Regions from separate parts of the Homo sapiens genome. Here region 2 is linked to region 1. A link is an interaction called in ENCODE POLR2A ChIA-PET data of the cell type or tissue named here. Cell type or tissue: PC-9. All regions are shown on one strand. Links, peaks and the distances in the headings refer to the core of each region. The heading gives the core; the rest is flanking DNA.

Evidence for each region. ChIA-PET counts read pairs that join two places held together with the same protein. Peaks named below come from ENCODE experiments on the same cell type or tissue, not always from the same donor. Only the 100,000 strongest peaks of a DNase experiment are listed, where the experiment ranks them.
Region 2: POLR2A ChIA-PET joins it to region 1 with 10 read pairs; 3 of 35 experiments call an interaction of 5 or more read pairs at or near these places.

Annotation. Positions count from the first base shown.
Region 1 is chr15:44,676,307-44,691,498 of GRCh38, reverse strand. PATL2 (PAT1 homolog 2) reads left to right here. Exons shown (of 18, transcript NM_001387263.1): 4 at 14,934-15,024. The coding sequence starts at 15,009. Among named protein-coding and RNA genes, the nearest start is that of SPG11, 20 kb to the right of the region's middle. In PC-9, for the core only: no CTCF peak of the experiment used is centred there; a DNase peak (open chromatin) is centred at 8,068; H3K4me3 peaks cover 885 bases; H3K27ac peaks cover 467 bases.
Region 2 is chr15:44,786,364-44,801,555 of GRCh38, reverse strand. No RefSeq gene overlaps it. Among named protein-coding and RNA genes, the nearest start is that of TRIM69, 57 kb to the right of the region's middle. RefSeq lists a silencer at 8,578-8,766. In PC-9, for the core only: no CTCF peak of the experiment used is centred there; no DNase peak of the experiment used is centred there.

The DNA.
Region 1 (15,192 bases), core at 3,415-11,414:
TTTAGTAGAGACGGGTTTTTGCTATGTTGGTGAGGCTGGTCTCGAACTCCTGACCTCAAGTGATCCGCCTGCCTTGGCCTCCCAAAGTACTGGGATTACAGGCATGAGCCACCATGCCTGGCCACAATCTGTTTTAAAAGTTTCTCCTGCCTAGAAGTTTCTCTGTAAGCGTAGCAGTTATAGATTAATCACAGAAAATCTTTTTATGTTATGTTATAAATCATTGGACAATTACCTATTATGGATTGAACATAGGTTTGGTAGACAAAATCTCAACTTTTCTCTGTCTATATGTGCACCTTTCCTGTAATGTAAATAGAGGCATGGTTTTGAAAAACAATAACATTTTTGAGTTTTTTATAACCAAATATATTTTAACATAAAATATCAGTTAAAAAAAGTAGTTTTATACACTTAGCCTATATTCCCCAAAGCTCATATTTTTATAATTAATTAAAATATAAATTTAAATTATTATTTAAATTAGGACAGTTTTTCTATTTGAAAAAGTAAAAAGCATGGTCAAAGATTTCTCAGTCTCCATAAGGACACAGACATTCTGTGTTAACAGACATTCACACTTAACTAAAGTAAAGAATTTTCAAAGTAAATGTCAGAGAAAATAGCAAACTTATTTTTATGTTATCTGTCAACAGCATTATGTTAATTTTGACATGGTTACTGATTGGATAATATATGATAACAAGCAGTTGTGAAGAAGCTATTGCTAAAAAGATCTGAGCTTAACATAAATATCTCTTTTTCTGAACTCTTAACATCTTCAGAAACAACAAAAATAATTTTTACCCATAAGTTTTTTTAAATGACTTTCAAAGGTAAATTTAAGATTACCAGATAAAAATAAAGGCATGGTGGCTCAGGACTGTAATCCCAGCACTTTGGGAGGCCAAGGTGGGAGGATCACTTGAGCCCAGGAGTTCAAGAGCAGACTAGACAACATTGTGAGATGCTGTTTATACCAAAAAAAAAAAAAAAGCCAGGCATGGTTGCGTGTGCCTGTGGTCCCAGCTACTCAGGAAGCTGAGGTGGGAGGATCACTTGAGCCCAGGAGGTGGAGGCTGCAGTGAGCTGTGACTGTGCCATTGCCCTCCAGCCTTGGCAACACAGTGAGACCCAGTCTCAAAAAAAAAAAAAAAATATTTTGACTTTATTTGTGGTTTTATATTTGCCACTCAGCAATCTTAAATTTTTTTGTAGACAAATTTGTCAGCCACCCTTCATAGCCTATGGATTTGGGGTGATAGTTAGAAGGTCCGTCTTTACATTTAGAAAACACTCACTTTTTTTTGAGACGGAGTTTCGCTCTTGTTGCCCAGGCTGGAGTGCAATGGCGCTATCTCAGCTCATGGCAACCTCCGCCTCCCATGTTCAAGCGATTCTCCTGCCTCAGCCTCCCGAGTAGCTGGGATTACAGGCATGTGCCACCATGCCTGGCTAATTTTGTATTTTTAGTAGAGATGGGGTTTCTCCATGTTGGTCAGGCTAGTCTCGAACTCCTGACCTCAGGTGATCCGCCCACCTCGGCCTCCCAAAGTGCTGGGATTACAGGTGTGAGACACCATGCTTGGCCAACATTCATATATTTTCTTTTAGTATTTTTGAGATTTTCTTCTTATTATTATACTTTAAGTTCTGGGGTACATGTGCAGAACATGCAGGTTTGTTACATAGGTATACATGTGCCATGGTGGTTTGCTGCACCCATCAACCAGTCATCTACATTAGGTATTTCTCCTAATGGTATCCCTCCCCTAGTCCCCCACCCCACAACAGGCCCTGGTGTGTGATGTTCCCCTCCCTGTGTCCATGTGTTCTCATTGTTCAACTCCCACTTATGAGTGAGAGCATGCAGTATTTGGTTTTCTGTTCTTGTGTTAGTTTGCTGAGAATGGTGGTTTCCAGCTTCATCCATGTCCCTGCAAAGGACATGAACTCATCCTTTTTCATGGCTGCATAGTATTCCATGGTGTATATGTGCCACATGTTCGTTATCCAGGCTATCATTAATGGGCATTTGGGTTGGTTCCAAGTCTTTGCTGTTGTGAACGGTGCTGCAGTAAACATAGCTGTGCATGTGTCTTTATAGCAGCATGATTTATAATCCTTTGGGTATGTACCCAGTAATTGGATTGTTGGGTCAAATGGTATTTCTGGTTCTAGATCCTTAAGGAATCACCACACTGTCTTCCACAATGGTTGAACTAATTTACACTTCCACCAACAGTGTAAAAGCATTCTTATTTCTCCACATCCTCCCAGCATCTGTTGTTTCCTGACTTTTTAATGATCACCATTCTAACTGGCATGAGTTGGTATCTCTTTGTGGTTTTGATTTGCATTTCTCTAATGACCAATGTTGATGAGCTTTTTTTCATATGTTTGTTGGCTGCATAAATGTCTTCTTTTGAGAAGTGTTTGTTCATATCCTTTGCCCACTTTTTGATGGGGTTGTTTGCTTTTTTCTTGTACATTTGTTTAAGTTCTTTGTAGATTCTGGATATTAGCCCTTTGTCAGATGGATAGATTGCAAACATTTTCTCCCATTCTGTAGGTTGCCCATTCACTCTGATGACAGTTTCTTTTGCTGTGCAGAAGCTCTTTAGTTTAATTAGATACCACTTGTCAATTTTGGCTTTTGTTGCCATTGCTTTTATTGTTTTAGTCATGAAGTCTTTGCCCACTCCTATGTCCTGAATGGTATTGCCTAGGTTTTCTTCTGGGGTTTTTATGGTTTTCAATCTTACATTTAAGTCTTTAATCCATCTTGAGTTAATTTTTGTATAAAGTGTAAGGAAGGGGTCCAGTTTCAGTTTTCTGCATATGGATAGCCAGTCTTCCCAACACCATTCATTAAATAGGGAATCCTTTCCCCCACTGCTTGTTTTTGTCAGGTTTGTGAAAGATCAGATGGTTGTAGATGTGTGGTGTTATTTCTGAGGCCTCTGTTCAGTTCCATTGGTCGATATATCTGTTTTGATACCAGTGCCATGCTGTTCTGGTTACTGTAGCCTTGTAGTATAGTTTGAAGTCAGGTAGCATGGTGCCTCCAGCTTTGTTTGTTTGTTTGTTTGTTTTTGCTTAGGATTGTCTTGGCTATGCGGGCTCTTTTTTGGTTCCATATGAAATTTAAAGTAGTTTTTTCTAATTCTGTGAAGAAAGTAAATGGTAGCTTGATGGGGATAGCATTTTTTTTATTATTATTATTATTTAGCTAGTTTTTTTTTTTTTTTTTGAGACAGAGTCTCGCTCTGTCACCCAGGCTGGAGTGCAGTGGCATGATCTTGGCTCACTGCAAGCTCTGCCTCCCGGGTTCACGCCATTCGCCTGCCTCAGCCTCCCAAGTAGCTGGGGCTGCAGGCACCCGCCACCACACCTGGCTAATTTTTTGTATTTTTAGTAGAGATGGTTTTCACTGTGTTAGCCAGGATGGTCTCAATCTCCTGACCTCGTGATCTGCCTGCCTTGGCCTCCTAAAGTGCTGGGATAGCAGAGAATCTATAAATTACTTTGGCCATTTTCACGATATTGATTCTTCCTATCCATGAGCATGGAATGATTTTCCACTTCTTTGTGTCCTCTCTTATTTCCTTGAGGAGTGGTTTGTAGTTCTCCTTGAAGAGGTCCTTCACATGACTTGTAAGTTGGATTCCTAGGTACTTAATTCTCTTTGTAGCAATTGTGACTGGGAGTTCACTCGTGATTTTGCTCTCTGTCTATTATTGGTGTATAGGAATGCTTGTGATTTTTGCACATTGATTTTGTAGCCTGAGACTGCTGAAATTGCTTATCAGCTTAAGGAGATTTTGGGCTGAGACTATGGGGTTTTCTAAATATACAATCATGTCATCTGCAAGCAGAGACAATTTGACTTCCTCTCTTCCTATTTGAATACCCTTTATTTCTTTCTTTTGCCTGATTGCCCTGGCCAGAACTTCCAATACTATGTTGAATAGGAGTGGTGAGAGAAGGCATCCTTTTCTTGTGCTGGTTTTCAAAGGGAATGCTTCCAGTTTTTGCCCATTCAGTATGATATTGGCTGTGTGTTTGTCATAAATAGCTCTTATTATTTTGAGATACGTTCCATCAATACCTAGTTTATTGAGAGTTTTTAGCATGAAAGGGTGTTGAATTTTGTTGAAGGCCTTTTCTGCATCTATTGAGATAATCACGTGGTTTTTGTCATTGGTTCTATTTATGTGATGGATTACGTTAATCGATTTGTGTATGTTGAACCAGCCTTGCATCCCAGGGATGAAGCTGACTTGATCATGGTGGATAAGCTTTTTGATGTGCTGCTGGATTTGGTTTGCCAGTATTTTATTGAGGACTTTCACATCAATGTTCATCAGGGATATTGACCTTTGAAATTTTCTTTTTTTGTTGTGTCTCTGCCAGGTTTTGGTATCAGGATGATGCTGGCCTCATCAAATGAGTTAGGGAGGATTACCTCTTTTTCTATTGTTTGGAATAGTTTCAGAAGGAATGGTACCAGCTCCTCATTGTACCTCTGGTAGAATTCAGCTGTGAGTCCATCTGGTCCTGGACTTTTTTGATTAGTAGGCTATTAATTACTGCCTCAATTTCAGAACTTGTTATTGGTCTATTCAGGGATTCAACTTCTTCCTGGTTTAGTCTCGGGAGGGTGTATGTGTCCAGGAATTTATCCATTTCTTCTAGATTTTCTAGTTTATTTGCATAGAGGTTTTTATAGTATTCTCTGATGCTAGTTTGTATTTCTGTGGGATCAGTGGTGATATCCCCTTTATCATTTTTTATTGTGTCTATTTTATTCTTCTCTCTTTTCTTCTTTATTAGTATGGCTAGTTGTCTATTTTATTGATCTTTTCAAAAAAACAGCTGCTGGATTCACTGATTTTTTGAAGGGTTTTTCATGTCTCTGTCTCCTTCAGTTCAGCTCTGATCTTAGTTATTTCTTGTCTTCTGCTAGCTTTTGAATTTGTTTGCTCTTATTTCTCTAGTTCTTTTAATTGTGATGTTAAGGTGTCAATTTTAGATCTTTCCTACTTCCTCTTGTGGGCATTTAGTTCTATAACTTTCCCTTTAAACACTGCTTTAAATGTGGCCCAGAGATGCTGGTACGTTGTGTCTTTGTTCTCATTGGTTTCAAAGAACTTATTTATTTCTGCCTTAATATTGTTATTTACCCAGTAGTCATTCAGGAGCAGGTTGTTCAGTTTCCATGTAGTTTTGCAGTTTTGAGTGAGTTTCTTAATCCTGAGTTCTAATTTGATTGCACTGTGGTCTGAGAGACTGTTTTTTATGATTTCCGTTCTTTTGCATTTGCTGAGGAGTGTTTTACTTCCAATTATGTGGTCAATTTTAGAACAAGTGCGATGTGGTGCTGAGAAGAATGTATATGCTGTTGATTTGGGGTGGAGAGTTCTGTAGATGTCTATTAGGTCCACTTGGTCCAGAGCTGAGTTCAAGTCCTGAATATCCTTGTTAATTTTCTGTCTCGTTGATCTGTCTAATATTGACAGTGGGGTGTTAAAGTCTCCCACTATTATTGTGTGGGAGTCTAAGTCTCTTTGTAGGTCTCTAAGAACTTGCTTTATGAATCTGGGTGCTCCTGTATTGGGTGCATATATATTTAGGATAGTTAGCTCTTCTTGCTGCATTGATCCCTTTACCATTATGTAATGCCCTTCTTTGTCTCTTTTGATCTTTGTTGGTTTAAAGTCTGTTTTATCTGGGACTAGGATTGCAACCCCTGCTTTATTTGCTTTCCATTTCCTTGGTAAATATTCCTCCATCCCTTTATTTTGAACCTATGTGTGTCTTTGCACATGAGATGGGTCTCCTGAATACAGCACACTGATGGGTCTTGATTTTTTTCTTTTTTTTTTTTTGAGACAGAGTCTCACTCTGTTGCCCAGGCTGGAATGCAAAGGCGCAATCTCAGCTCACTGCAACCTCTGCCTCCTGGGTTCAAGCAATTCTCCTGCCTCAGCCTCCCAAGTAGCTGGGATTACAGGTGTGTGCCACCAGGCCCAGCTAATTTTTTGTATTTTTAATAGAGATGGGGTTTCACCATGTTGGCCAGGATGGTCTCAATCTCTTGACCTCGTGATCCACCCGCCTTGGCCTCCCAAAGTGATGGGATTACAGGCGTGAGCCACCGTGCCTGGCAGGGTCTTGACTTTTTATCCAGTTTGCCAGTCTGTGTCTTTTAATTGGGGCATTTAGCCTGTTTACATTTAAGGTTAATATTGTTATGTGTGAATTTGATCCTGTCATTATGATGCTAGCCGGTTATTTTGCCCGTTAGTTGACACAGTTTCTTCATAGTGTTGATGGTCTTTACAATTTGGTATGTTTTTGCAATGGCTGGTATCGGTTGTTCCTTTCCATGTTTAGTGCTTCCTTCAGGAGCTCTTGTAAGGCAGGCCTGTTGGTGACAAAATCTCTCAGCATTTGCTTGTCTGTAAAGGATTTTATTTCTCCTTCACTTATGAAGCTTAGTTTGGCTGGATATGAAATTCTGGGTTGAAAATTCTTTCCTTGAAGAATGTTAAATATTGGTCCCAACTCTCTTCTGGATTGTAGGGTTTCTGCAGAGAGATCCACTGTTAGTCTGATGGACTTACCTTTCTGGGTAACCCAACCTTTCTCTCTGGCTGCTCTTAACATTTTTTCCTTCATTTCAACCTTGGTGGATCTGATGATTATGTGTCTTGGGGTTGCTCTTCTCGAGGAATATCTTCGTGGTGTTCTCCATATTTCCTGAATTTGAATGTTGGCCTGTCTTGCTAGGTTGGGGAAGTTCTCCTGGATAATATCCTGAAGAGTGTTTTCCAGCTTGTTTCCATTCTCCCCATCACTTTCGGGTACACCAATCAAATGTAGATTTGGTCTTTTCCACATAGTGCCATATTTCTCAGAGGCTTTGTTCATTACTTTTCATTTTTTTTTTCTAATCTTGTCGTCTTGCTTTATTTCATTAAGCTGATCTTCAATCGCCGGTATTCCTTCTTCTGCTTGATCAATTCAGCTATTAATACTTGTGAATGCTTCACAAAGTTCTTGTGCTGTGTTTTTCAGCTCTATCAGGTCATTTATGTTCTTCTCTAAACTAGTTATTCTAGTTAGCAATTCCTCCAACCTTTTTTCAAGCTTCTTAGCTTCCTTGCATTGGGTTAGAACATGCTCCTTTAGCTTGGAGCAGTTTGTTATTACCCACCTTCTGAAGCCTCTTCTGTCAATTCATCAAACTCATTCTCTGTCCACTTTTGTTCCCTTGCTGGAAGGAGTTGTGATCCTTTGGAGGAGAAGGGATGTTCTGGTTTTTAGAATTTTCAGCCTTTTTGTGCTGGTTTTTCCTCATCTTCATGGATTTATCTACCTTTGGTCTTTGATGTTGGTAACCTTCGGATGGGGTTTCTGTGTGGATTTTTTTTTTTTTTATGTTGATGCTATTCCTTTCTGTTTGTTAGTTTTCCTTCTAACAGTCAGGCCCCTCTGCTGCAGGTCTGTTGGAGTTTGCTGGAGGTCCACTCCAGACCCTGTTTTCCTGGGTATCACCAGCGGAGACTGCAGAACGGCAAAGATTGCTGCTTGTTCCTTCCTCTGGAATTTTTGTCCCAGAGGGGCACCCACAAGATGCCAGCCGGAGCTCTCCTGTATGAAGTGTCTGTCGACCCCTGCTGGGAGGTGTCTCCCAGTCAGGAGGCATGGGGGTCAGGGACACACTTGAGGAGGCAGTCTGTCCCTCAGCAGAGCTTGAGCACTATGCTGGGAGATCCGCTGCTCTCTTCAGAGTCAGCAGGCAGGAATGTTTAAGTCTGCTGAAGCTGTGCCCACAGCTGCCCCTTCTACCAGGTGCTCTGTCTGTCCCAGGGAGATGGGAGTTTTATCTATAAGCCCCTGACTGGGGCTACTGCCTTTCTTTCAGAGATACCCTGCCCAGAGAGGAGGAATCTAGAGAGGCAGTCTGGCTACAGCAGCTTTGCGGAGCTGCAGTGGACTCCACCCAGTTTGAACTTCCTGGTGGCTTTGTTTACACTGTGAGGTGAAAACCACCTACTCAAGCCTCAGTAATGGCAAACGCCCCTCCCCCCACCAAGCTCAAGTGTCCCAGCTTGACTTCAGACTGCTGTGCTGGCAGTGAGAATTTCAAGCCAGTGCATCTCAGCTTGCTGGGCTCTGTGGGGGTGGGATCCACTGAGCTAGACCACTTGGCTCCCTGGCTTCAGCACCCTTTCCAGAGGAGTGAATGGTTCTGTCTCGCTGGCATGCCAGACGCCACTGGGGTATGAAAAAAAAAACTGCAGCTAGCTCAGTGTCTGCCCAAACAGCTGCCCAGTTTTGTGCTTGAAACCCAAGGCCCTGGTGGCATAGGCACCTGAGGGAATCTCCTGTTCTGTGGGTTGTGAAGAGGATGGGAAAAGCGTAGTATCTGGGTCAGAGTGCACCGTCCCTCAAGGCACAGTCCCTCACAGTCCCTTGGCTAGGAGAGGGAGTTCCCCAACCCCTTGCACTTCCCGGGTAAGGCAATGCCCCACCCTGCTTTGGCTCACCCTCCGTGGGCTGCACCCACTGTCTAACCAGTCCCAGTGAGATGAGCTGGGTACCTCAGTTGGAAATGCAGAAATCACCCACTTTCTGTGTTGATCTCTCTTGGAGCTACAGACCAGAGCTATTCCTATTTGGCCATCTTGCCAGCCACCGTTTTGAGATTTTTTTTATGTTTAAATCTTTGCTCCATCTAGCATTTACTTTGGCATAAATATGTCTTCAATATAGAAGTTTAACTTTCTTTAGTGAAATCTACGTATCTTTTCTTTTATGATTTCTGGCTTAGATATTCTGGTTTGTTTCTTGGAATGAAATTTCTTGGGAAGAACGTGAGGAGTGAGCTGGAGTAGGACACACCCAGGTGGCTGGCAAGAAACCCCTCTGAAGAAGTCTCTCTCTCAGGGAAAGGTCCATAATTTTCCATTCCAGTTCAGCTCAGTCAACATCTACTAAGAACCTACTCTGTTCCAGAGACTGTGTTAAGTGCCAGGGGCACAGAGATGAGGAACATCTCTGCTTGCAAGTGGGAGTGACAAATTTAGAAACAGAATGACGACACAGTGTGGTAGGTGCAATGAGCAAAAAGCATAAGGATCAGTGAGCACACATAAGGGTGCCTATCCCAGGCTGGAAGGGAAAAGCCTATCTGAGAAGGCCTCCTGGAGGAGATGAATCCTGGGCCGAGTTTGTTTTTCCCATTTGAATAACTAGAATATTAGAATAAGACCATTCAATAAAGACAATTCTGAAATCACCTTCCAATTAAAACAACTCTTACTTTGTAACTTCATGTTGCTTATATGACATAATGCACAGCATATTACCTGCTAAGATACACACTTTCAATATCATTGGAAAGACAGAACTGGAACAGAAAGCTGCCTTAATCAACAACAGAATATAGCTCCCAGACCAAGGGCGAGAGGTCTCCAGTGTAGGGACAACCTGGTGCACAGCGATTACGAGAGAAGGCTAAAGTGGAACCCTAATTTCTCCATGCAGCTAAAAGCAGTTTACTATTTCTGAAACTCAATCTAGAAGGTAGGGAACTTTAAGATAGGAGACTGGTTGCTTTCTATGACAGTCAGGGCCAGATTGTAAAGGGGCTTATGCTTTATGTAAAGAATGGGACATGAGAAACACTGAGGTGTTGTAAGTTGAGGGGTGTCTGATCTGACAAAACAACTTGGAAATCATCAGCATGAGATGAGATTGCCCAGGGATATCAGGTTGCAGAGGATTTAACCTTTGCAGATCCTTGATCCCTTTGAGGATGTGATAAAAGCTACAGATGCTCTTTCCAGAAAAACAAACATACTGAAAACCACACCAACATATACACAATTTCAGGGGATCCTCAGATTAAGAATATTTGATATATAGAGGACTGAGAAGTAGCCTGAGGAAGCGGATATTCAAAGGATGGGAAGAAGATGAGGGGAGCAGGAAAAGGGCCAAAGAAAAATGACCCAAGAGGTACTGGAAGAGCCAGGAGACAAGTGTTGGGAAGCTGTGGGAGCACAGAGATCCAAGGAGGATGTGATCAGCAGTGTTGAATGCTGTAGAGATGTCAGCTAAGGTCAGGACTGAAACATGTCTTTTGCACTTACAGTTAAGAAATCACAGCCGAGAGAAGTGGCTCACATCTGTAATCCCAGCACTTTGGGAGGCCAAGGTGGGAGGACGACTTGAGCCCAGGAGTTTGAGACCAGTCTGGGCAAAAAAGCGAGACGCCATCTCTATAAAAATTTTAAAAATTAGCTGGGTGTGGTGGTGTATGCCGTAGTCCCAGCTACTTGGAAGGTTGAGGCAGGAGTCCAGAAGTTCAAGTTTGCAGTGAGCTATAATCGTGCCACTGCACTCCAGTCTGGGTGAAAGAGCGAGACCCCATCTCTAAAACTAAAAAGAAAGAAAGAAAAATCACTGGTAATGGTATTGAGAAAAGTCTCTGCGGAGTAACTAGTAATGTTAGCTCCAGATATACTTTTTCAAGCCCGAGAATTATATAGGTGGCATCTAGGTGGAAGTAAGGGTAGGGGACTTGTCTTGACCCTGCATTTGCAGAGAACTAATACGTCAAATAATTGTCAATTGTCCAGAAAAAGTGTTGAAGGGGCTTATGGAGATTATGTCTGTTTGTCCCTGTTGCCACCACTATAATGGAGTCAAAAGCCAGAAAGCAACAGTTGAAGGAATGATGTGAGGAAATGGAGAAGTTTGGTTTGTTAGGTAGGAGAGACCTGAAGGGCAGTTAAAATAAGAAACAAAAACAAGACAGGGATTTGTCTCCAAGAAGTGGACACATCCTGATATTTCTATCCTATACACTAAGAAAAAGAAAGGGGAAAACAGAGAGGCTCAAGACACAGAGAAAAGTGGCTGAAGGGCCAAGCATCCAGGAAGAGAGTCTGGACTTGAAGAGGAGGAGAGCCCCCCACCTGGAAGTGCAAGGTGGGGGGCCTGTGGCTGTGTATAATTTCCTCCAAGTATGAATTGAAGTGGATCAGCCCCAATGGCCTCTATTTTCCCCATAACATAAGAGGTGAGGTTGACTGCTGAGAGTAGAGATGGGAGTTGTATGGAAGACTGGAGGAGGACAATGCCTATTTTTTAGAATCACTGATGAGGGATGTATGGGAAAGGCAGCTAAACAAGGACAAATTAAAGAACAGCTCAGCAGGCTGGTGATGGAGCAGTGTCAGTCATGGTCCCGACAAGAAGCAGATGGCACATTCAAGTGGTGTAACTGAGGAGCATGTCAGGAAGAGAATATTCACCAAGGTGTGAACAGGGTGAAGGGAAACTCATAAAGGCCAGTGAAGCACCCTGGAACTAGCAAGAGTGGGGAGCCTTTCCCACCCCCAGACCTCAGGGGCAAGAGGAGGGAGCAGATCCCAGATCCAGAGGGAATTGGGGTAATTTAGGAGAGGGCTGCCACACTGGAACTCATACAGCACAGATGCTGACATTATCTGAAGCCAGGCAGCCCTCTCTGTCTCCAGGTTCTGGTGACTGCTCCATCCTCTTGTCCCAGTCCCAGGGGATTCTGCTATTACTTGTGGTTTCACTATACTCTTTCTATACTTTTATAAATATAACTTTATTAGATTATCCAGTTTGAATACACCATCTATTTCCTGAAGGAAACCTGACATACATGGTTCTTTAAAAAGACTAATAAAATAGACAAACTCTAGAAAGAAGAACAAAGGAGGAGATGAATAATATTAGGAATAAAAAGGGAGACAAAGGGCCGGACGCAGTGGCTCACGCCTGTAATCCTAGCACTCTGGAGGCCGAGGCAGGTGGATCACTTGAAGCCAGGAGTTTGAGACCAGCCTGGCCAACATGGCAAAAGCCTATCTCTACTAAAAAAAAAAAAAAAAAAAAGAAAAAGAAAAAGAAAAAAAAAATTGGCCAGGCACGGTGGCTCACGCCTGTAATCCCAGCACTTTGGGAGGCCGAGGTAAGTGGATTAGCTGAGGTCAGGAGTTCAAGACCAGACTGGCCAACATGGTGAAACCCCTTCTATACTAAAAATACAAAAATTAGCCGGGCATGGCACACCCCTGTAATCCCAGCTATTCAGGAGGCTGAGGCAGGACAATTGCTTGATCCCAGGAGGCAGAGGTTGCAGTGAGCCGAGATGGTGCCACTGCACTCCAGCCTGGCTGACAGAGCAAGACTCTGTCTCAAAAAAAAAAAAAAATTAATTGGCCAGGCATGGTGGTGTGCACCTGTATTCTCAGCTACTCTGGAGGCTGAGGCAGGAGAATTGCTTGAACACAGGAGGTGGAGGTTGCAGTGAGTTGAGATCGTGCCAATGCACTCCAGCCTGAGTGACAGGCAAGACTCTGTCTCAAAATAAACAAGTAAATGAAAGGGGGCAGGAGAGACAAAGTACAGTTATAGCATGGATTTTTAAATACACTTATACTATGAACAACTTTATGCCAACAAATTTGAAAATTTATAAGTAATGGACAAATTCCTAGAAGATATATAACTTAAAACTCAAGAAGAAATTGAAAGCCAGACTAGATCTACTGCTATTAAAGAACCTGAAACAATGGATAAAAAATCTCCCCATAAAAGAGTGTTTTATGTAGCAAATGTAAATATTTCTAATGTCATTTTTTTTCTTTAAGAAAAAATTTTTAATAGAGATGGGGTCTCACTATGTTGTCCAGGCTTGTCTTGAACTCATGGGCTCAAGCTATCCTCCTGCCTCAGCTTCCCAAAGTGCTGGGATTACAGGTATGAGCCACTCTAATGTCTTTTTAAAATCTGACCCAACAATCCTGTGTACCTGTGTGTACTTCTTATTCTAGAAGAAGCTCTAACAGGCTGTGGGAAGCATCTGCTTTATTCACTGTTTACCCCAAGCCTAACATAGGCTTGGCTTGAACTTAACATAATGAAATGATGGCAGGAAAGTTAGAACATCTAGGGGATCAGTAGACATATGAGACTTCAGATAAGGGTAGGGGACCTTCATAAAAAACAGTAGGTCCCAAGTGAAACTCCAAACAGCCAGGGCAGGGCTGTGATCTTTAAGACTGAGCCCTAGTCCACCTGCTTTGGTACTAGTCAGTACCAGAAGTCCCTTCAGAATGAAAATCTTCATGCAACAAGTTTCTCCTTAAGATCTAGTCTCTACAACAACCTAATGAATCACCTCTGGAACACTGAAATTCACCATGTGGTCCTTTTGTTAATAGTGCTAAAGTACGTTATTAGGAAGTTCCTGAGAGAAACAGCTGAATAACATTACCAAAAAGGCCAGAACCCAGCTGGGTGTGGTGGCTTGTGCTTGTAATCCCAGCCCTTTGGGAGGCCAAGGCAGGTGGATTACTTGAGGTCAGGAGTTTGAGACAAGCCTGGCCAACATGGCGAAACCCTGTTTCTACTGAAAAAAAATATATATATATACAAAAATTAGCTGGGCATGGTGGTGGCCGCCTGTAATCCCAGCTACTCGGGAGGCTGAGGCAGGAGAATCTTGAACCCGGGAGGTGGAGGCTGCAGTGGGCCAAGATCATGCCACTGCACTCAAGCCTGGGTGACAGAGTAAGATGCTATCTCAAGATATATGAGAAGTTTTTCAGTAACTTTCAAGCTACTTATATTTGTTCCCCCACCCATATAGTTATGACCTGCAGTAAAACTTCTGAAACAAATATTTTCCTTTAAAGGCACCAAGAATCATGGTCTTATCACCATGACAAGAGGGTCCTAACTTTCATTTTTGATGTAGGGAAATTAACTTAGTTTTTATTCTTATTCAGAAGTTCTACAAAGTCATGTGGGTTTCAGCTGAACACAGGATGTGGGCACAGAACCCAGGGTTGCTTGAGGGTTAGATGAGACTTGGGAGGGTGTTGGGTTTTGCCTACCAGGAGCAGCTATGTTTTTGTTTTTGTTGTTGTTGATTTGTTTTTACTCCTGAGCTTCTGGACCAGTTTGCCATTAGAGCAGCCAAGAAGATGTAAGACTGTGTATCTCATGCAAAAGTGTTTTTACCATGAAGATCTGACTTCCAAATTCACAGGGGTCTCTCATCAGTCAGAGCTGAGTAGCTGACTTAAGCTCACATGACCCGGTGAAGGGCAAGCATCATCAGGTGGACTTGAGGGCTTCAAGTACGCTGCCCTGAAGCGCCAGGAATGTGGTTGCTAGGCATCCTCCCCAGGATCTACCCAGGACTTTCCTATCCAATTTTGTTGAAGCAAAACCTAGGGATTAAATTAAATGCAACCTCACAAACTACCAATGAAGGGTGTGGAAAACAGGGATCCTCTTTTTAACTATCTGCCCCCAAATATCAATCCCAATAAACTGTACTAAAAGCCATGGATGGCTAAAAATGCAGTTTATGTCTTTTCTCCATTCAAGCGTTTTTTTAATCATTAAACTATGTTCTCATATTTCCATCAGGCCCCAATGGATGGAGGATGCTAGCCCTTTAATGGGTGAGCAGGGGAGGAGCTGGGACTTTTAAAGCCAGGAGCGGCAAACAGGTCCTGGCCCAGGCTGCTATGAATAACTTAAACAGAAAGGACAGCAACAGTCAGGTGGTGGGTGTCGGCAGCAAGGCATCACCACACTCGGACGGTGACTGGTGATGTCGGTTGGGAAGTACTTCTCTTCCTGCTTCTAGCCTGTGCCTCATTTCTGTCCCTTTGTGGGACAGCTCCCTAGAGCCGAGCTGGGAGGGTGGGTGTTTATGGCAGTCTGAGACCCCAGGGTCTCTCTCCTCAAGACCATGGCCAAGAATTCTCTAACCATCTTGCTGGGAGGATTCCATGGCTGTTTTAGGGTGCCATGTCATCCTTACTGACTGAGGATGGTGCCTCTTGGCCTCTTTCTTGTCTCAGGTTTACCTTCCAGAGGCTGGCAATGCTGTTTCACTGGAGGACACGGCTAAGAAGGAAGTCCACCAGCCTGCCAAGATGAATTGCCTTGAAGGTATCAACAAGTGGGCCGTGATGTTATATAAAATGCCCCAGCATGCAGAGGTTGCTGGTCTGTTTCACATATGGGATTGGATGTCCAGAGTCACTGGAAGTTATTCCAAATTCTTCCACTTGCTAATTATATCATAATGGGTGACTGAAAGGTCACTCTTCTGGGCTT
Region 2 (15,192 bases), core at 7,173-15,172, 110 kb before region 1:
TCCATGTTGTAAGAGTGTGTGTTCCTTGAAAAGAGAGTTAACAAATTTACCATTTGTGTGCGTGTTTGTGGGGGAGGGTTATGAAATATGAAATACAACTCCTGTGGAAGGTGGTATATTACAAATTAATGTAATCTGAATGGCTGGAAGAATTACGCAGAGATTCAACAGGCCAGATTGGTTTAATAGTTTTTAAGTTATGGATATAATTAATGAAAATTGAGAGTGCTAATAGTTGTTTTTAAACTATTTTAAACTAAAAACAACTACAGTTTTGTCTTGTTTTTTAATTATACTTCAGGTTTTAGGGTACATGTGCACAACGTGCAGGTTTGTTACATATGTATACATGTGCCATGTTGGTGTGCTGCACCCATTAACTCGTCATTTAGCATTAGGTGTATCTCTTAATGCTATCTATCCCTCCCCACTCCCCCCATCCCACAACGGGCCCCGGTGTGTGATGTTCCCCTTCCTGTGTCCATGTGTTCTGATTGTTCAATTCCCACCTATGAGTGAAAACATGCGGTGTTTGGTTTTTTTGTCCTTGTGATAATTTGCGGAGAATGAAAAAACAGTAAATTCACGTGGCCCTTTAAAACCTTCATTTTCTTTTCTTTTTTTATTTTTCTTTTATTCTCTCTCTCTTTTTTAAAATTTTAAGTTCCAGGGTACATGTGCAGGATGTGCAGTTTTGTGACATAGGTAAACGTGGACCATGGTGGTCTGCTGCACCTATCAACCCATCACCTACGTATTAAACCCAACATATATTAGCTATTTTTCCTAATGCTCTCTCTCCCCCTTCCCTCTCCCCCACAGGCCCCAGTGTGTGTTGTTCCCTTCCCTGTGTCTATGTTAAAACCTTCATTTTCAATCTTTTCAGTATGGTTCTTTTATTTATCTGTCTTTGAATCCTCCTTAACAAAATTAATTGTTCCTTTTTTATTTATTTATTTTATTATTATTATTATTATTTTTTTAGATGGAATCTCGCTCTGTCGCCCAGGCTGCAGTGCAGTGGCACAATCTCGGCTCGCTGCAAGCTCCGCCTCCCGGGTTCACGCCATTCTCCCGCCTCAGCCTCCCGAGTAGCTGGGACTACAGGCGCCCGCCACCACGCCCAGCTAATTTTTTGTATTTTTTAGTAGAGGCGAGGTTTTACCATGTTAGTCAGGATGGTCTCGATCTCCTGACCTTGTGATCCACCTGCCTTGGCCTCCCAAAGTGCTGGGATTACAGGCGTAAGTCACCGCACCCAGCCCATTTTTTTGTTTCAAAAAAATTTTTTTTCTAAGATACTTTTGTTATAGCATACTCCTTTCTTTTTAAAAAATCCACAGCAATTTTTATATATCTCTTTTAGCACTTCAGATTGCATAGGGTTTATCTGGGTATTCTCATGGTTTGTTGGACTAAATTAGTAGAAGACACTTATATTTCTTTTCCCAGTCCTCAGCAGAATGCCAGACATATCATATGTTCTCTTGGATTAATAAATTAATAAAAGTTTTGGGAAAGTGACCATTCCAACCTATATCTGAAATACAAATAAAGTTAGATCCTGTATCCATCAAGGTCCAATCAGGAAAACAGAAACCATTCCAGTTATTTTAACAGGGATAATTTAATATAGGGAATCGAATTGCTAAACAGGTATTTAGAAAACTATAACTCCAGAAAGATATGCAAACTACAGGAAATATCTTCCACCGTTAGAACAGGGGAGCAAAGGGTAGAGTGGATTAGTTGAACCTAGAAGCTTGGATGAAGAGCCCCATAAAGTTGAGAACAAGACCACGGAGCAGGAGGTGCCACCTGGCTGGTGCTGGTGTCTCTGCAGGGACTCCAATGAGGCTGATTCTGGAAATTAGAAAAAAAAAAAAAAAGACCTAGACCCAAATGCTGCTGCTAGGGTGAAGAACTATTGCTGAGGGGATGTTGACAGACACAGAAAGCAAAGAGCAAGGGGCAAATCCCTTTGCCATCCTCTAGGTTTGCAGTCTTCCTCTAATACCCTTTATTGGCAGAGCCTAACAGGAAACCAGATGGCAAAGGATAAATTTTATTTGTGGAGTCCAGCCTCAAAATCATGTAACAGAGTAACAGGTGAGTGGGTGGTGCTAAGATACAGTAGCTTAATAACCAGCCTAGTTCCCAACCTACATGTATAGTCAATTTCCAAGTGGCCTGACTCTGGATGACTCAAGAGGGCTTTTCCTCCTCCCAAGAGCTATTATAGTCACAGGTATATTTTTGAATCTTTCCTTTTTTTCTTAGACAGCAGAAGCTGTTCATTTTAGTAGAGAATATCATGGTTGTAATTGCATTTCTCTTATAACTCAGAAAGGGTTAAATAAAGAGAAAAGATATTTTGGCAAAGAGCAAAACTATTTGGCAACTTGTTCTAAAGGGTTTTTCAGCGTCCCTAGATTCAGCTGTTTCTAATCCTGTGATTATATGCTTCAATTTCCCATTTTAAGTACCAGAGATTAAGTGGTAACTCCTTTATTGCTGATGGCGGTGCTTAGTGGACAGCTGGGGGATGACAGGGCTGTGTGCTGAATCCAGATGCACAAGAAACAACAGGAAAGGGGCACTCTGACCGTCCAATGGCCCTGTCTCCTGAGGGGGGGTAAGGTGAGGCTTCTGTTTAGATGTCTCAGTGGTCACTGCAGAATCAGCTTTTTCTTTTCTTTTTCTTTTCTTTTTTTTTTTTTTAACAGATTAAACAGTTCCAGTGTGGAAGTCTGACTTAGGGCAATGTGTGTAGTGTGAGGAAAAAGGATGACAGCTGGTTTTGAATCCAGCTCAGTCACTTGCCAACTGGGTGGCCCTGAGTAGTCACTTCACTCAACTCTTCACTTTATCATTGATAATAACTACCTGTCCTGTCCTCTTATTTGGCTCACTTTGAGGATCAAAAGAGATATGACTAAATATGAAAACATATTGCAAAGAGTAAAATGAAATAAAAACAAGGAATCGATCATGATGGTGTTGGGCTATTTCAGTTTGCTTGGTTTTTGACTCAGAAGCATGAGAGAAATACATTATCCCCAACAATTCCTTTCTGTTATAAAAAAGTTACAGTGTGTACCTTTCTGGGCTTGTGTTGTGTATTTACTTCCACATAAATGTTTATCTCTAAAGTTATCAATAAAGCTCCCAGTGTGGAAGTGAAAATAAACCCAGAAAAAATATCTTTGTATTCCCAGGCCAATTCAGTTTTCATTATTTATTATATTCAGTTTTTCTTGAGGCCAAAATGGAGTAGAAATCTCTAAAAAATTTAGTTTGAATCTAGAGTCAACTAATAATAATACTAGTTAAAGCAGTAATAGCATTTATTACATGCTTGTGTGCTGGAAACTTTTAAGCATCTATACTGTGTTGCCTCCTTAAAATAACCCTATGAGGTAGATTTTGTTTTTATTGTCATTTAATATAAGGAAATGAAGGCATAATAAAACTCGCCTAAGGTTACAGATAGAAAATAATGGAGTAGGGGTTTGAACCCACATAACGTGATTTCTAAGTCTGAACCTTTAGCTACTCTATTATATTCAAGAAACACTCCTTGTTTAATTATTTGTATAAATTAAAGTTGTCTCTCAATGGCTTTTATTTGTTACGTAGAAATATCATTTATTAAGCACATACAAGGTGCTGGATAGGATTCTAAGCATTCTCTATGCATTATCTTATTTAATTCTCACAAAATTTTATTATTCTTAGAAACTAAAGTTCAGATAATTTAAGCAATTTGCTCAGTCAGGTTCACACTTTTAACAAGTACTGAAGCTGATATTTTAGTTCAAGTCTACATGACTGTCAAATCTCTTCAAGCAATAAGTTACGTATCTCTTTGCTAACAATATATATTCTTCCTGTTTCTCATGGAGGCATCCCTCAAACTTCTCCAAACCTCAGTGTAAAGCTCAAAACAATGGAAAAGCTGAAATAAAGCTAAATGAAGATCAGAAATCATGCAGTGTCAGCAGTAGGAATATATACTAGGAGTCTGGAGTGAGGGGTAATGAAATGGAGCCTAATGCTCAAACTTTGAAATTCTTAAAAGACAAGACAGAAAAAGGGAAATCCAATGGTTTGTCTAGTTATTATTGTCAGACGAAAACACATAGACCAGTTGTGTAGAAGACATAAACTTCCCCTGACATTCAAAGCCAAGAGAAATTTATCATGAGAAGTCTTATATTTGGACAACAGTTATAGTATATAGGGAATTTCTGCCATAAACAGCATGGTGTAAATGAATACTTGGTGAAAGATATCAATTAGAATTTATACCATATGTGAGACAAGGCATTTCCAAAGTGCATTTGCAGGAGAATGTGTTGTATTCATCTCTGACATCCTTATCAGAACTCACATTCTAGTGAAACATATCAATTAATGTCCTCAGATCTGTTATAATAACAACATGGAAAATGGATTTACCAACCTCACAGAAACAACTGAAGGTATGTGCCAAGAATGAATCTCTTACTTCTTCAAATATCAGAGTAAAAATTTTACAACAAACTTAAAATTTGTTAAACTTCAACTTAATGGATGGTCTCTCTTTCCTTCTTGCAAGGTCTGACTGAGATCTAAGCCTTGCTCATTAATTTATTCATTTAGCATTTAATTTGGTCCCATATTAGTTAAGCCTCAGGCTTGACTAGCACCCAGGTAAATGAAAAAAGGAACAAAAACTTGATCCAGAACGCACTGGATATCAATGGCTTGTAGTCCTCTCATGGACTTCAAGTGTGACTAAGTCAGCTGAGCCCTTACTTGTTAGTGTTGTGCTGGAACAGACAGAGAGAAAGTAATTGTAAATCATCCAAGAAGTGAGAAAGAGATAGAGATACAATCAGGAGACAAGTCTGAATCTCTGAGATAGACTGGTAATGTCTCAAGGCCACTGAGATAATGATGCCTAGAACTGGGCTTATAAATGCCAATAGCATAACATTCTTGAGCTTGGGACAGTGGTGCTTTAGCAAACAATAACCTCTCCTACTTAGTCCAGATATTTAAATTCCTCATGTGGCATCACTTGATGGATAAAATTGCAAATAAGCAAGTTAAGGATAAATTGAGAGGCCCATTGGATCCTGGCCATGGGTACAGATGTATGATCATGGCCAGGATCTAGGGTTTTGCTCAAATCTGACATCTGTATATCTAAATCTGTTGGTCCATCTACACATCCATCCATCCACCCACCCACCCACCCACCCATCCATCCATCTAACAGAATTATATCTACTGATTTCCGAATTAAACCTAGTTAATAGAAATGAAAACTAAATTTAATTTCTTTTTTTTTTTTTTTTTTTTTTTTGGTGAGGAGTTTGGCTTTTGTCACCCAGGCTGGAGTGCAATAGCGTGATCTCGGCTCACTGCAACCTCCATCTCCCAGGTTCAAGCGATTCTTCTGCCTCAGCCTCCCGAGTAGCTGGGATTACAGGTATGTGCCACCACGCCCAGCTAATTTTGTATTTTTAGTAGAGACAGGGTTTTGACAGGGTTTGGCCAGGCTGGTCTCGAACTCCTGACCTCAGGTGATCTGCCTGCCTTGGCCTCCCAAAGTGCTGGGATTACAGGTGTGAGCCACCGGGCCTGGCCAATTTCTTTATAATAATAAAAGGAATGCTCTAGAAATGACATAAAACATAAATAAACTATGCATTCATTATAACTACAATGAACATTTTATTAAAGCATTCTATGTGCCAGTTGCTTTAGTAAGAGCTAGGGAAGGTATAAAGATGATTAAGACTTGGTCCTCACTTTTTAGAACTTGAGGTCTAGTAGCAAGTATTTATGTACACCTCTCTGACCTCGTGTCCTATACTCATCCCTTCACTCATTCCAGTCTAGAGACATTGTTTTCCTTCCTTTTCCTAGGACATACCAAGCATTTCTTGCCTCAGAGCCATTGTACATGCATTTTCTCTGCCCAGAACTTTATTTCCGCAGGTATGTGCAGTTAACTTCCACACTTCCTTCAGCTCTCTGCTCAAATGTCACAAGCTCAGTGAGGTCTTCTTTGAGTATTCTATGTGTGATAGCAAACTCCTCTCATCACTGGAACTCTGTATCTCCACAATTTTCAATTATTTTTCTCCCTAATCACCATTATATATCATATATTCAGTATGTGTATTTTTATGTATCTATACTGTAATATATGTCATATATATTTACTTCTTTTTTTGTTTATTATTTGTCTCACCCAAAACCCCAACTAGAATATATATTCCATGAAAGGAGGGGACTGTTTTACTCAGTACTCTATTCCTGTGTCCACAAAAAAGCTCGGTGAACAGTAGGTTCTCCAGAAATATTGTTAAATGGATAATACAAGAAAGAAAAATAATACTACTAATAACATAAATGACTGCAGTGGGGAAAGAATATTTAATTTGGTTAGGGGACATGGCTTAGGAATCCTTGAATAAAAAGTTATTCCTTTACTTTGAAAAATAAAGTCCACATGTATAGGACAGTTACATGGCTAACTTCCAAGGGAGATTTATCCAGCATTTCAGGAGTCAAGATGCCAGTTAGATGTGATGAATGACCATACGATGCCTGGAAGTTTTTCCATTACCCTTTGAAATTTTTCTGTCTTTTTTTTGGTTGTCTGGGACCATATGGAAACAAATGGGTTTGGCCTCATTTCCAGAACTACTTGGGAAGATCTGTTCCTGCTAACCATGAACTAAATCTTCACAGTGGCCTGTCTGTGCTTGATTCTGTGTTTCTTTTTTTTTGTTTGTTTCTTTTTTTTTGTGACAGAGTCTCACTCTGTTGCCCAGGCTGGAGTGCAGTGGTGTGATCTCGGCTCACTGCAAGCTCCGCCTCCTGGGTTCACGCCATTCTCCTGCCTCAGCCTTCCCAGTAGCTGGGACTACAGGTGCCTACCACGCCTGGCTAACTTTTTTGTATTGTTAGTAGAGACAGGGTTTCACCGTGTTAGCCAGGATGGTCTCGATCTCCTGACCTCGTGATTCGCCCACCTCGGCCTCCCAAAGTGCTAGCACAGTGCCTGGGACATGGTAGGTGTTTGAAACAAGGTTGTTGACAGAATGAATAAATGAATGAGTGACTGAGGATAGTTGAAGTAGTATCATTTCCTCTATGAAACTTAAAATCCTTCTTCCAACAGAGCCAGAATTCCCTCCTTTGTGCTCCCATTACACCAACCACATTTTATGGTCATTGGCAGATGACAAATAAACCCCTATTGCACTGAGTGAACTTTTAAAAATAGAAAGTGAGTTCTAGTAATCTTAGAATTCCCAGCTTCAACCGTGGTGCCTGGTTATGTAGGAGCTGCTTGATAATTGGCTATGGAATAAATATAACATAATAGTCTTTTGCCTTTTAATGACTCTGACACAAACACTTGATTTTTGATTACAAACTTGATAGATTTATTTATGTTTTCTAATTATGAAGCAATATTATACTAAGTATAGTCATAAGAAATAAGGAAAATTTAAAAAGATCATTCATAAATTTGTGTTTTAGTGTACTTGTCCTTTTAAAGGGATTAAATTTTAATACACATAAATATATTCATATATCTAAAATGAACATTTTCCCATATCAATACTCTTCAAACCTTGTTTTTCAATGCCTATGATATATATTTTTTTGTTGTTGTTGTTGTTGTTTTTTGAGACAGTCTCGCTCTGTCGCCCAGGCTAGAGCACGGTGGCACCATCTCAGCTCACTGCAAGCTCTGCCTCCCCAATTCACGCCATTCTCCTGCCTCAGCCTCCCAAGTAGCTGGGACTACAGGCGCCCGCCACCACGCCTGGCTAATTTTTTTGTATTTTTAGTAGAGATGGGGTTTCACCGTGTTAGCCAGGATGGTCTCGATCTCCTGACCTCATGATCCGCCTGCCTCGGCCTCCCAAAGTGCTGGGATTACAGGCATGAGCCACCGTGCCCAGCCAATGCCTATGAAATATTTTATGCCTACAAAATATTTCATCATATATATTAAAATCTTAGGCATATTGGCTATTTCCAAATATTACAAATATTTCCTTATGAGAATTTTCTTACACATGAAGCTTCGTACTTTCCTCTAGGTACATTTCCCAAAGTGAAATTATATGATTAAAAGGCATGGACACCAGGGCTCTTGATTATTATTGCCAGTACCTCTACAGAGAGTAGATCAATTCACTTGACACCAGTGGTGTTTGGTCATGCCCATTTCCCCACATTCTCACCATTAGATGGAACTATAATTTAGAAGATGTCAATTTGATCAGTGACTCCAGTTACTCAGAACAGGGCAAGAACCCTGGCTTGCCCTGGAAGCAGCATCACTTGCTGACAGCATGAGGGCTGTAGCAGGGGCAGAGATGGAAACAACACATTTCATGTTCTCAAGTAGCTTACAGTCCTGGGTTTAGCAACATTTTATAAACACTTCATTTTAAAGCAAAGAAGAATAAAAAAAATCCTCAATACTAGAGAGTCAGCAGGAAGATAGGCACAGTCTGCTTGTCTATAGGGGGCCTTGGACATGGGTCATTTCTCACGGTGCTGTTGAAAGTAGATAAGACAGGCCTTTATGGATACTTCAGCCTGGTGTGATGTTAGAGGTGGGAGGCAGTTGCCCTGTTCATTGATAACTGGGGCATCTTTGGAAGTTCATCAGATGTCAAGAGTGACAGATGAGGACTTGGATAAGTGGGAGGCTACTTGACTCTGCAGAGCCTTTGACTGTGGGGTTCCTGACAGTGCTTAGGGGTGATGGGCAGCTTAGGCATCCTGGCCAGATACAATGAAGCCCAGAGCCTGGGCCACCTCAGGGGTGACTCAAGGAGCTCCAGTGGGAAGTGAATAGGAAACATAAGGCTAAGACTTAAAGTGGAAGCAGGGCTGGGCAGGAATTTCTTAGGAGGGGGATGGTCATTTTTACAACATTAGGGGTAGAAGCCATCCCTGTGAGAAGAGACTAAAGATAAAGAGACTAATAGATTAACATTAGTCCTAGTGAGGAGTAGACTCCTAGACTTACATCTTCTCTCTCTCCCTATTTCAGATTCATCCCATCTTTACTCCAATCTCCAAAAACTTAATTTATTAGGTAGAACAATTGAGTTATCTTAATTTCCTTGTCTTCTTATGCACCAAACTTTTGGGGTTTTAATTTCTCCAGTCAACGCAGTCTAGCAAAGTATTTTCCTTAAGCAAAAATTATTTTTTCATAAGATATTTGGTTCCAGCCATTAAAATGAGTTTGTAAAATCATAAATAATAGAGATCATGGCCTATATCATATTCTCAATAGACAGTAGATTTCCTCAGGCCCCTTGGCCCCAGATTTGTGTTGACCCCTTTCTTTCCTCCTTGTTGAGGGCAGAACGTTCCTTTGAACTATGTGCTAGCTTAGGCCAGGTGGTTCTTAAAGATCCTTTATTTGGGCACCAACTCTTCCCAAGATATGAGAGGTCTGGTCCAGCTTTTGGGAGGGAGGTTGCTCCTGAGAGAAATGTCTAGGCCCAGCCACTCTCCCTGTACAGAGTGGGAGTTAAGAGCACCTCTCAGCCAGGTGCAGTGGCTCATGCCTGTAATCCCAGCAATTTGGGAGGCTGAGGTGGGCGGATCACCTGAGGTCGGGAGTTCGAAACCAGCCTAACCAACATGAAGAAACCCCATCTCTACTAAAAAAAATACAAAAATTAGCCAGATGTGGTGGCATATGTGTGTAATCTTAGCTATTCCAGAGGCTGAGGCAGGAGAATTGCTTGAACCCAGGAGGCAGAGGTTGTGGTGAGCAGAGATGGTGCCATTGCACTCCAGCCTGGGCAACAAGAGTGAAACTCCATCTCAAAAAAAAAAAAAAAAAAAACACCTCTTGGTACAAAAACTCAGCCACTAGAGTACATGACACCAGTGCCTCTCAGTGGGGCAAGAAACTGCTGAGTGCCTAGAATGGATGTGACCAACACTTCCCACCTTGTCCCCTTGTCCCTTGTTTAGTTACTTCCTGTCTTGCAAGTAAGACAGGGGTGAGGGAGACTCTCCTGGTCTAATAAGGAGCTGCTGGAGAAGAAACTGAGGGATTAGTGGGCCATAGCCCACTAGAGAGTATTAGTGATTCATATTCCCTTTTCTTCCTGGGTCCTGGGTGGATTTCCCTGCACGCGTGAGAGTCTCAGTCTATTGCTATACAACACGATTCTGAGCTGCAAGTGAGAGAAAGCTGAAAGATGTGTCTTGACTGCAATGTGTGAAAGGCTGGAATGATTCCCGCCACCCCACGTTCTAAACATATATAACATATATATGTGTGTGTGTGTCCTGGTCTTGAGTTCTACTCCTGAGGAAGCTGATCTAAATCATCCCATTCTCATTTGCATTTCATAAAAACCTTGTGAAGTAAAGTAATACATATAGTCTTTCCAGCAGAGTAGTAAGACTTCTTATTTGAGAGCTCAGAGATTATAAGAGTGCAAAATCAGAAATTGTTATGCAGCAATAGATAGCTGATATACATGCCCCAGTACTATTTTCTAGGGCTTCTTAAAACCTAGGCTTAGAAGAGACTCTGCCATTGCAGTTTTACTAACGCAAGTCATAAATTAGTTGAGATTCAAAGGGAGGGAACTCTGTAAGCTGTGAATAATAGAGGTGTGATTTTTCAAAATCCACTGATGTAATAACCACTACAGCAGGGTTTATAGACATGGGACACACAGAATAGCAGAGTCTACTGGGGATTGGGAAGTGCCTAGGGTTATCAAGATAAAATATGGGATACCAATGTAAATTTGAATTTCAGATGAATAATGAATAATTTTTAGTACAAATATGTCTCACGCAAGTCTGCATAGCGTGTAATATTTGGGACCTAGTTATACTTAAACATGGTTATTTATCTGAAATTCAAATTTAATTGGGAGTTCTATATTTTTCTTTACTATATCTGACAAACCTAGGTGAGAGACGTGAATGGCACCAGGGGCCAGGTCCTACAAGCTGTTTATTAATCTAGTTACAAGGTTGTTTAGGTCAGGTGAGAACCAGGGCATGAGAATGGAGAGGGAGAGGGCAGACGTTCAAAGCTAGTGAGAACAAGTGGGCTGAGCAGGAGGCCTGAGCATCCAGGCAGTGTTCCAAAGTGGCTGAGATTGTGACATGGGACTCAGACCAGAGAAGGATTCTCAACTCTGTACAACTGTCCTGTCAATCAGTTTTTTTTTCAGGCTTTCAAATAAGGTGGATAATAGTGGTACTTCATAGCATTGTGGCAAGAATTAAGTATGGGGTGGCTGGTATGTAGTAAGCACAGAGAACAGGTTAGGTGTAATCACATCAAAGTAACAATTATAGTAATGGTAATAGTGTTGTGAGGATTGTAGCTGGGGCAGGAGGAGTGGAGAAGAGACACATAGGAAACTAACATCCCCAGAACACATGCTCGGTCCTGGTCCTGGTGCTTTCTATTCTCCATTTTCCTTAATCATAACTGCCTTTGCAGGTATAATAAATTAACTTTAGAGATGAATGAATTGGCTTAGAGGAATTAATAAGTTTGTCTGAGTGGCAGTAGGGTCTGCCTGAGACCAGAATCTTTTCCTATAGAGAAAGACAAGTGAATATAGTTCCTGCAGGTGGACCTCAATTCATGAGCCTCCAGGTCATATCCTGCTGCCAGCCTTTTCCTACCTTGGCCTCTGTGCTGCCTTAACTCTGAGCCTTCCCTTCTCAATTATGAAACGGGAGAATAATGCCCACATTGCTTCTCCCAGAGACTTGTTGGAAGTATTCACTGTGGTAAAGGGCATGAAGGCATTTTCAAACTCTAACATGCACCGTGGGTGTTGAAACTCTTCTTGAAGCCTAGCACATAAAGTGTTAATCCTGTATTCTGCTAATTCCAGGCCATGCTAGGATAAGAAAGGCAGCCCTCCCGAAGGCACTGAAGAAGGGGCTTGGTGGGGTAGGAAGAGAGAGAGAGGTGAGTTTGTGTAGTCTGGTGTGGTGTGGTGTGCTATGCTGTCTTTTTCCCCTCTAGAATACTCCACGACAAGATTCCGGAGGTAAAGCTTCCCCCAAAAGACTTACAACAGAATTTAAGGACAAAACAGTGGAGTAGGACAAGGCTCATTGCTTTTTGGTAGCCTTGCAAATAGTCCCTTGCCTGGGGTGTAGGAAGGTCTAATCCAGTGATTGATAAAATGCTGATTCCACATCTCTTTTATTGTCTGCTAAAGATTTGGTACATATTTTTAAGTCCACTGTGAACTTTTAGACTTCCCCAGAGACCAGCAGCTTAGAAATATATAGGAAAATATTGTCATTATCTATTTTATGGGTGAACATGAAGTAAACAGTGACTGACAAAGCTTGAGTGAGCTGGGTCGTCCCTCTTGCTGGGGATTTTTCTTTCTCTAATTCACCCTGGGTCTGAATATCTATCCTCCTTGCACATTGGATGTACAGCTGCATTCATTATTCTCACCAGTTCTGGCCAAATTCACCACGTAAGGAAAAAAATGGTCTGCAACCACAGACTCATATCCTGTGCAGTAATTTATGATAATGTGACAAGAGAAGGTTCTAGCTCTGACACATGTTTTCCAAGTGTGCCAGAGGTAATAGCATGATTGCTGGTGGGGTGTGTGTGTGTGTGTGTGTGTGTGTCTGATTGTGATGGGGGTGGCGTGGTGGGTAGGCATGAGTGTAAACGAACGTGTGGCCTTCTGAAAGGCATCTCGTGCACACCACAGTTGACAAGAGAGGCGAGAGTGTTCGCTGCTTGATAATGACATTCAGTGTTATGGGGCTGTTGTTTTTAGTGTTTAAGTTATGAAAATCTCATTTTCTCCCTAGAGGCTTTCGTTCTGCCATTCTTTAGTACATCAGGTGAGAAATCAAGTGTCATCTGTTAAAAATGATAACAGATCCCAAGTTAGCTCATAAAAATTACTGTTCCCCCCAAGTCTCTTTGGTTTGGTAAGAGTGATCTTATAAATTGTGATTTTGATTTGAGATGAGCAAGGAAGGGACAACAAAAGAGAGAGGAGGTTTGAAAGTCTTGAGTTAGAGAAAGAATTGAAAAAAATTAATGGAACTTGATTCTATTCCTTATGGATAATTAAGCATAAATGTCCATGGTAAGTCTATATCTACCTCTATCTATCTTGCATTTAGTGTGTATGTGTTTGTGTGTGTATCAGATGTCTTTTTGATGTATTCTATGAAAACTTTTTTATGATCTTGGTCTAAATTCCCTTCTTTGGGCATCCTCATATGCTCACACATGTTTTGTGGTCATTGAATTACTTGAACAGAGCTAGTAAACTGCAAGTCTTAAAGGTCCAAAGGCTTTTCTACTTTGACTATGTAGGCTCCAGAGACAGATTTTTATTGTTCTATTTATTTTTGATTTGGTCTACTATTGCACAAATCTGGTAGATTATTGAAATCCAAGGGGCCTTAACAAGAAGATTTCTGTCTTTGTAAACTTCACTTCCATGGCTCAAGTACCAGCTATCTGGGTAATAACTTCCAAAAGTAACTTCAGCAGTTAACGTTTCCTGTAAGTGTCCAACTTTTAAGTCCAACTGCCTACTTGCCAGCTCCACTGAGGCGTGTAACATGCATCTCAAACTGAATACATCTCCAATCAAACTCTTAATTCGCTTCATACCTACCTCTGATTTACTTCTGTTGCAGTATTCTGCTTTTCAGTAAATTCTATCAGCTTTTTGGGTCAGCAGTCTTGGGGTCAGCCTTGATTCCTATTTCCCACTCACAGTCCATGTAGCCAATTTATCAACAAATAATGTCAGCTCTACCTACAAAATTTGTTCAGAATCTGACCATGTCTCATCATCTCTACTGCTCCCATCCTGATTCAAGCCACCCCCATCTTTGGTCTTGACTGTGGCAATAGCCTCCTACCTGGTTTTGCCCCTTCCACCACCTATCCTGCAACAGCAATCCACATGACCCTTTAGAAACGTGGACCAGAAGATGTTGCTGTTCTGTTCAAAACTCTCCAGTGGCTTCTTATATTGCACACAGTGAAAGTCTGATCCTTCCATTGGCCATAGGTGCTCTGTGGGCTGCTCCCACCACCCCTGCTCTCGCTGCCAGCACACGACTCTTCATCCACCCTCCCCTCTTCACTCTCCATGAACGTGCATGTTCCCATGCGCTTTTTCTCTGTCTGGAGTGCTTTTCTTCCACATTTGTTGCATACTTTCCCCTCATTTCTTTCTGTCTCTACTCAAGGTCACCTCCTCAGAAAGATTATCTTTCAGCATTTAAAACAGTATTCTCATTCCCTATATTCCTAATTCTGTCTTCCTTAATCTACTTTATTCTTCCTTAACCTACCTTATGGTCAGATGCCGATAACTATTTGTCTGTTTCTTCTCACTCCAATGTAAGCCTTCTAAAGCAGGATTTTTTTTTTCTTTTATTGCTGTGTTTCCTGTGGCTAGGACAATATCTGGCATGTAGAAGTTGCTCAATACTTATTTGTTAAAGAAATGAATGAATGTGTGCTCTACTGATACTTTTACAATGTTCTCATAAGTTCTTTCTAACATTAATGCAGTTTTTGTTTGGTTGGTTTTGTTTTGTTTTTTTGAGACAGAGTCTCGCTCTGTCACCCAGGCTGGAGTGCAGTGGCACCATCTCTGCTCAATGCAAGCTCTACCTCCTGGGTTCACGCCATTCTCCTGCCTCAGCCTCCCGAGTAGCTGGGACTACAGGTGCCCACCACCACACCTGGCTAATTTTTTTTGTATTTTTAGTAGAGGCGGAGTTTCACCATGTTAGCCAGGATGGCTACGATCTTCTGACCTCATGATCTGCCTGCCCTGGCCTCCCAAAGTGCTGGGATTACAGGCATGAGCCACTGCGCCCGGCCTAGTGCAATTATTTTATGTTAATGCTCTCGGATGCGATGCAAGAAAATTTTCCATAACAAGACACTCTGAAAGTGGAGTGTGATTCGTCACTCCTCTCTTCTCACTTACTGAAAGCTCCTTGTTCTGGGGAAGAATCTGGTCAGGGCAGCCTCATAGTAGGCCATCCAGATAGAAATTAAAAGCCAGCAGAAGAGCAAGGGATTACAAATCCAGGAGAATTGTGGAGTACTGACTTCCTTCTCTCTCTTGGTAAATACTCTGA